Regions from separate parts of the Homo sapiens genome. Here region 2 is linked to region 1. Evidence: read pairs that join two places in POLR2A ChIA-PET (ENCODE). Cell type or tissue: Panc1. All regions are shown on one strand. Links, peaks and the distances in the headings refer to the core of each region. The heading gives the core; the rest is flanking DNA. Region 1 overlaps STAM (signal transducing adaptor molecule). Region 2 overlaps HACD1 (3-hydroxyacyl-CoA dehydratase 1).

Region 1 (2,923 bases), core at 188-2,687:
ATCTGGGGGTCTGCATTCATGGATTCAAACAACAGTGGATCAAAACTTGTAGAGGAAAAAATATCATGTCTGTACCGAACACATAGAGACATTTTTCTTGTCATTATGCCCTATACAGTATAGTTATTTACATAACATTTACATTGAATTAGGCATGATAAGTGATCTAGAGAAATTAAAGTATATAGGAGGATGTGCAAAGGCTTTATGCAAATTCAATGCCATTTTATATTAGGGACTTGAGCATCCATACATTTTGGTATCTGTGGAAGATCCTGGAACCAATCTCCCATGTATACCAAGAGACAACTGCGTATCTCTATTGGCTGGTCCTGGTTTGTGTTTTTTGTGATAAAACTCTAATTGTAAGTATAGTACTTTCTATGTGAGTTGCTATGGTGAATTATCAATCCTGAAGGGTAGTGGGAACTTCCAGTTTGTATCCAGTTGGTCAGAAGTGCCTGGGGACCCCAGAGCTTGTGTCTGAGGTTTGAAGTGAAGGGAGTCTTATGGAGAGCTGTGTCTTCAACCTGTGAAGTCTTTGCTGACTGGGTAGTTAGCATCAGAAGTATGCTAGCCCTCTGGGTAGTTAGCAGTGCATTGTAGAGGGTTTCTGCATTTGAAAGTTAAGTTTGAAAACCATTAAACCAGGTATTATTGTTATTATTATTATTATTATTATTTTTGAGACGGAGGCTTGCTCTGTCACCCAGGCTGGAGTGCAGTGGCATGATCTCAGCTCACTGCAAGCTCCACCTCCCAGGTTCACGCCATTCTCCTGCCTCAGCCTCCCAGGTAGCTGGGACTACATGCGCCCACCACCAAGCCTGGCTAATTTTTTGTATTTTTAGTAGAGATGGGGTTTCACTGTGTTAGCCAGGATGGTCTCTATCTCCTGACCTCGTGATCCGCCCACCTCGGCCTCCCAAAGTGCTGGGATTACAGGCGTGGGTCACCGCGCCCGGCTAAACCAGGTATTATTTAAGGTCAATGTGTTACTATGACTTTTTGTGGCTTCATATTGCAGATACATGAGTAGTCTTATCATTTTTTTGAGCACTTAGACTGAGAGCATGGTTATTGAAATAATTCCCCAAAGTAAACCTTATTATTTTCAAGGGATTTACAATATATTACCAAAACTTGAGCAATGATAGGTAAATTTGAGCTAGTTCTCCTCTTTTCCCTCTTCCAAACTGCTTTTACATATTGGTGATAGATTAATATTTTTCAAAAAAGTCTAGGTCTTGTTGTTTTATTTCCTTATTTGGAACTCTTGGCATTCTGATGTTTCTTGAAGCAGTGCAAACACCTGAGATAGTATTTTAGGTCTTAATGTTGTTCTCTTATTATTCCAAATTTTCACAAAGTAGTCTGTATTTCAGCCAGCCTAGATTCTTCATTATACTTCTTTTCTGTTTTGATGACTTTACTTTTTACTTTATTCACTTAATTAGAAACAGATTAATTCATTATTCTGTCCTCTTCTTATTTTCTAAATACATCGGGAAGCCCTTCCTGATTCTCCTCTTCTCTCTCTCCAGGATCTTTACCTGTCTTTCAATTTGCTTTGGGCTTTGCATTATTTGAAACCCTTTCAATCTTAAATCTAAGTCTATCTGCTGGTTTCATTTCCTTTCTTAGATTGTAAGCTACTTCTGGTAGGGTATGGCGTGGACTAGAAGGCTATTCCATTTTGCTGAATATGTGTTCAAATTTTATAATTGCCTGCAAGTAAATCGCTTTATTGAGATCATGAATTGTTTGGATCTTTGTATTAATTCTTATGCAAGGAATTAATCTGTGTGAATAACCTGCTTTTGCTATCTTCTATGTTAGAAGATTTTAGGGTAGCTAGGTAGGTACCCTACCTAACCAATACCTATTGGTTATTATCCACTTGGTCTTTACTAGATGCTTATTTTAGTTGTCCGGTGGTAGTGACTAACTAGCAGGTGATGCTGTGATATATAGCAGGTATTATACACCTGTAAAATATTTGGTCAGAGTTGACTGCTTTTTATTTTCTGCGATTAAACTCACTTGACGTACTTCTGCTCTCAGTAGTAGGTCAAAATGAGGAAATAAGTGTACTCTGTTGATCTAGGCAACAGGGCATGGAGGAGAGTATGGAAACAAGAATTTCATTATCACTTGGTCAAGACCAACCATTACAGATAAGAATCTTGGTATGAGTCATTTCCACTGTCCCCCCAACCCATCTGTGTTTAAAAAATGGAGACTGCTATTGAAGATCTTGGTGATGTTATCTTTCAGCATATCTGCTCTTTGAATTGCAGTGTTCCAGTCAAGACTGGTTACCCTCTGCTTCTGTACAGCTGTTGTTTTGAAATATAATGATTTTTTTAAAGTTTTTTTTCCTCCTACGTGTGTATTCTTTTTCTCTTAAGTTGCTTTTTTCTTTTTCTTTTTTTGGTCTTTTTCTTTATCTTCCACATTAGAAGGTAGTTTCCTCACGCCTGCAATCCCAGCACTTTGGGAGGCCAAGGTGGGTGAGTCACCAGGTCAGGAGATTGAGACCATCCTGGCTAACACAGTGAAACCCGTCTCTACTAAAAATACAAAAAAATTAGCTGGACGTTGTGGCATGTGCCTGTAGTCCCAGCTACTCAGGAGGCTGAGGCAGGAGAATTGCTTGGACCTGGGAGGTGGAGGTTGCAGTGAGCCGAGATCGCACCACTGCACTCCAGCCTGGGTGACAGAGCGAGACTCCGTCTTAAAAAAAAAAAAAAAAAAAAAGATAGTTTCAGATAGCTTGCTTGTTTGCCCATGGCTAATACTGGAGAAATCAAAAGCACATTGGAAGTTCTGATCATGTGGTTAGGTCTCATTGACTTTTAACTTCACTGTAGGTTGGTCTGGTGGGCCATTGACTATGGAATTCTGCCTCTCCACTCCTCCC
Region 2 (2,923 bases), core at 179-2,678, 62 kb before region 1:
ATTTTGAACCAATTTGAACCAGTGTTTCAAACCAGTGTTTCATAGTATAAATGTTGGTGGATAAACAAATTAATATCAGCTATAAACAATGCCAGTGTAAAAATATTTCTGAATATGATGATCAGAATAATCAAACCAATGAACCTTATCACAAAACAAGCTTTGAATATCCTGCTTAGGCAACTTTGGATAAAAAGTCTTTCTATTTAGGTTCTTCCTAACTTAAGAAAGGTTACCATCACATTATATATACCTAGGGGGCTAAATTTACTCAGGTCATAATTACTTAAACTCACTGACCAATTATTGTAAATACTTCCATAAAATTCCGAGTAGCTGAACAGAAGGTATGGGCTTGAGTTCAAACCCTGCCTTAACTCACCAGCTACTGATTTTTTTTTTTTTTTTTTTTTTTGAGATGGAGTCTCACTCTGTCACTCAGGCTGGAGTGCAGTGGTGTAATCTTGGCTCACTGCAACCTCTGCCTCCCCGGTTTCAGTGATTTTCCTGCATCAGCCTCCTGAGTAGCTGGGACTACAGGTGCCCACTACCATGTCTGGCTAATTTTTGTATTTTTAGTAGAGACGGGGTTTCACCATGGTGGTCAGGCTGGTCTTGAACTCCTGACCTCAAGCAATCCTCCCACCTTGGCCTCCCAAAGTGCTGCGATTACAGGTGTGAGCCACCACACCAGGCCACAAGCTAGTGATTTTTAAGCAACTCACTTAACCTCTTTCATCTTAATGTAAATGAGAAATAATACTACTACTTTTGAATACTAAGTACTCAAAAAGTACTTTTAATTAGCAAAGGATTTAATAAGTAAAATTAATTGATTTATTACTAACATTAAGAATGCAGGGGGAGGAGGGAATTAAAAAAAAATGCAGTGGAAAACATGTTCTGGGCTGAGTGATTCTCTGGCCAGTGGGACTCAGTAGCTGGCAGCATGGTGAACTGGGAAGCTGCTACTGGTACAGGCCAGAGTCTACATCTCCCAGGACAACTGAAAAAGGTGCTTCAGGCTCTCCATTTCCATGGAGATGCCTCAAAAGCCATGAGGAGGAAGAGAACCCACTGTTTGAACCTGTAACTGTCAGACAGACACCGAAGCAAGCTCTGGTTCTGTTCAAGTAATGCTACCATTAACCTGCCATTGGGAAAAGAGAGGGATGTGAACCAATAGAGTAGGCATCCCCTCCTTAGCTCTCCCGAACTGGCTGGGGTAGAAAATCAGATACAGAATCAGGCTGAAGTGGTAGAAGACAAGGGGAAAACATATCTTTCACCACTAAGTCAATTTTGACTTTGGGAAAGATACAAGTTGGAGACATCTGCCGGGGGCAGGGGCTCATGCCTGTAATCCCAGCACTTTGGGAGACCAAGGTGGGTGGATCCCTTGAGGTCAGGAGTTTGAGACCAGCCTGGCCAATATGGTGAAACCTCGTCTCTACTAAAAATACAAAAATTAGGTGGGCACTGTGGCAGGCGCTTGTAATCCCATGAACCTGAGAGGCAGCGATTGGAGTGAGCTGAGATGGCGCCACTGCACTCCAGCCTGGGCAAAAGCGCAAGACTCTGTCTCAAAAAAAACAACAAAAAAAAGTTGGAGACCTCAAGGGGCTGGCCAAGTTTTATGCGCATCTCCTTTAGATGAAATAATTTGTATCATGTCGATGTAGATTTTAGAGCTATCAATATTTGACTTAAAAATATATCACTATTAGCCCCCACGCCTTTTTTTTTTTGAGACAGAGTCTCACTCTTATTGCCCAGGCTGGAATGCAATGGCATCATGTCAGTTCACTGCAACTTCTGCCTCTCAGGTTCAAACGATTCTCCTGCCTCAGCCTCCTGAGTAGCTGAGATTACAGGCATGCGCCACCATGCCCAGTTAATTTCTGTATTTTAGTAGAGACAGGGTTTTGCCATGTTGGCCAGCCTGGTCTCGAACTCCTGACCTCAGGTGATCCACCTGCCTCGGCCTCCCAAAGTGCTGGGATTATAGGCATGAGCCACGGAGCCCTGCCTCACTATTAGCAGCACTGAAATGGAGTAAAGCCTTACCAATTCACTTCAACTGCTGAAAGATGATGAGAAATTAGTGAAGAGGCTGACTTATTCAAAATCCTTTAAGAAAAGAGGCTTTATTATTTGCAAGTACATAGAGCAACACAAATAAGACTCAAAACTACTCCTAGATGATTTTTCCAAGTATATGCTTAATGAATAGATAGAAATGATCTGAAATTTTCTTGGACACAGTGTTTATACTCAGACATATAATTCTAAATGCTTGTAAAAAGTGCACTAATGCTTTAAACATGATTTGTTTTTATCTTTCTTTAAAAAAATCATACTAAGCTGATGTTTAAATGATTTTGAGAAAGCAATAATCCATGCGTTAATTTACCTGCCTTTATTCTCATAGCTAATGAACTGTCTTCTGCCTCTATCTCCCTTCACTTTTCCCAAATTATCAGTAAATATGGAGTTAAACCGAAGTTTTAATGTATTTGTAAGCAATTATTTCTAATTATTTCCCCTTGCATATTATTATATCCTTTCAAAAATTTCCACATCATATGTCAAATCAAAGTACTAATAAGTATATACTTACAAGGTATATATGATGCCATGGTTATAAGAAGAAAATAATAGTAGTCAAAAGAGACATTGTATTTGTTAGGAAGTCTTATTGAAAACATTCCTGTTTTCTTCACATGCGGCAAGGCAGCGTATATTGTAAGAAGTTCACCAGCAACTCCAACAGGATATAAGATGATAAAAAAATTATATCTGGAGAAAGAAAAACCTCAGAGAATTATTTTTCTACAATAATTATTAGACTTTACATTGCAGGTCTATTGCTACTACTAAATTTAAACTTCAAAATTCTCTTTTCTTTACATATTTACAATAA

Evidence for each region. Peaks named below come from ENCODE experiments on the same cell type or tissue, not always from the same donor. Only the 100,000 strongest peaks of a DNase experiment are listed, where the experiment ranks them.
Region 2: POLR2A ChIA-PET joins it to region 1 with 6 read pairs; 7 of 35 experiments call an interaction of 5 or more read pairs at or near these places.

What each region holds. Positions count from the first base shown.
Region 1 is chr10:17,653,555-17,656,477 of GRCh38, forward strand. The region is part of intron 1 of STAM (signal transducing adaptor molecule); the gene reads left to right. Among named protein-coding and RNA genes, the nearest start is that of STAM, 11 kb to the left of the region's middle. In Panc1, for the core only: no CTCF peak of the experiment used is centred there; no DNase peak of the experiment used is centred there; H3K27ac peaks cover 350 bases.
Region 2 is chr10:17,591,585-17,594,507 of GRCh38, forward strand. HACD1 (3-hydroxyacyl-CoA dehydratase 1) reads right to left here. Exons shown (of 7, transcript NM_014241.4): 6 at 2,621-2,799. Among named protein-coding and RNA genes, the nearest start is that of HACD1, 24 kb to the right of the region's middle. In Panc1, for the core only: no CTCF peak of the experiment used is centred there; no DNase peak of the experiment used is centred there.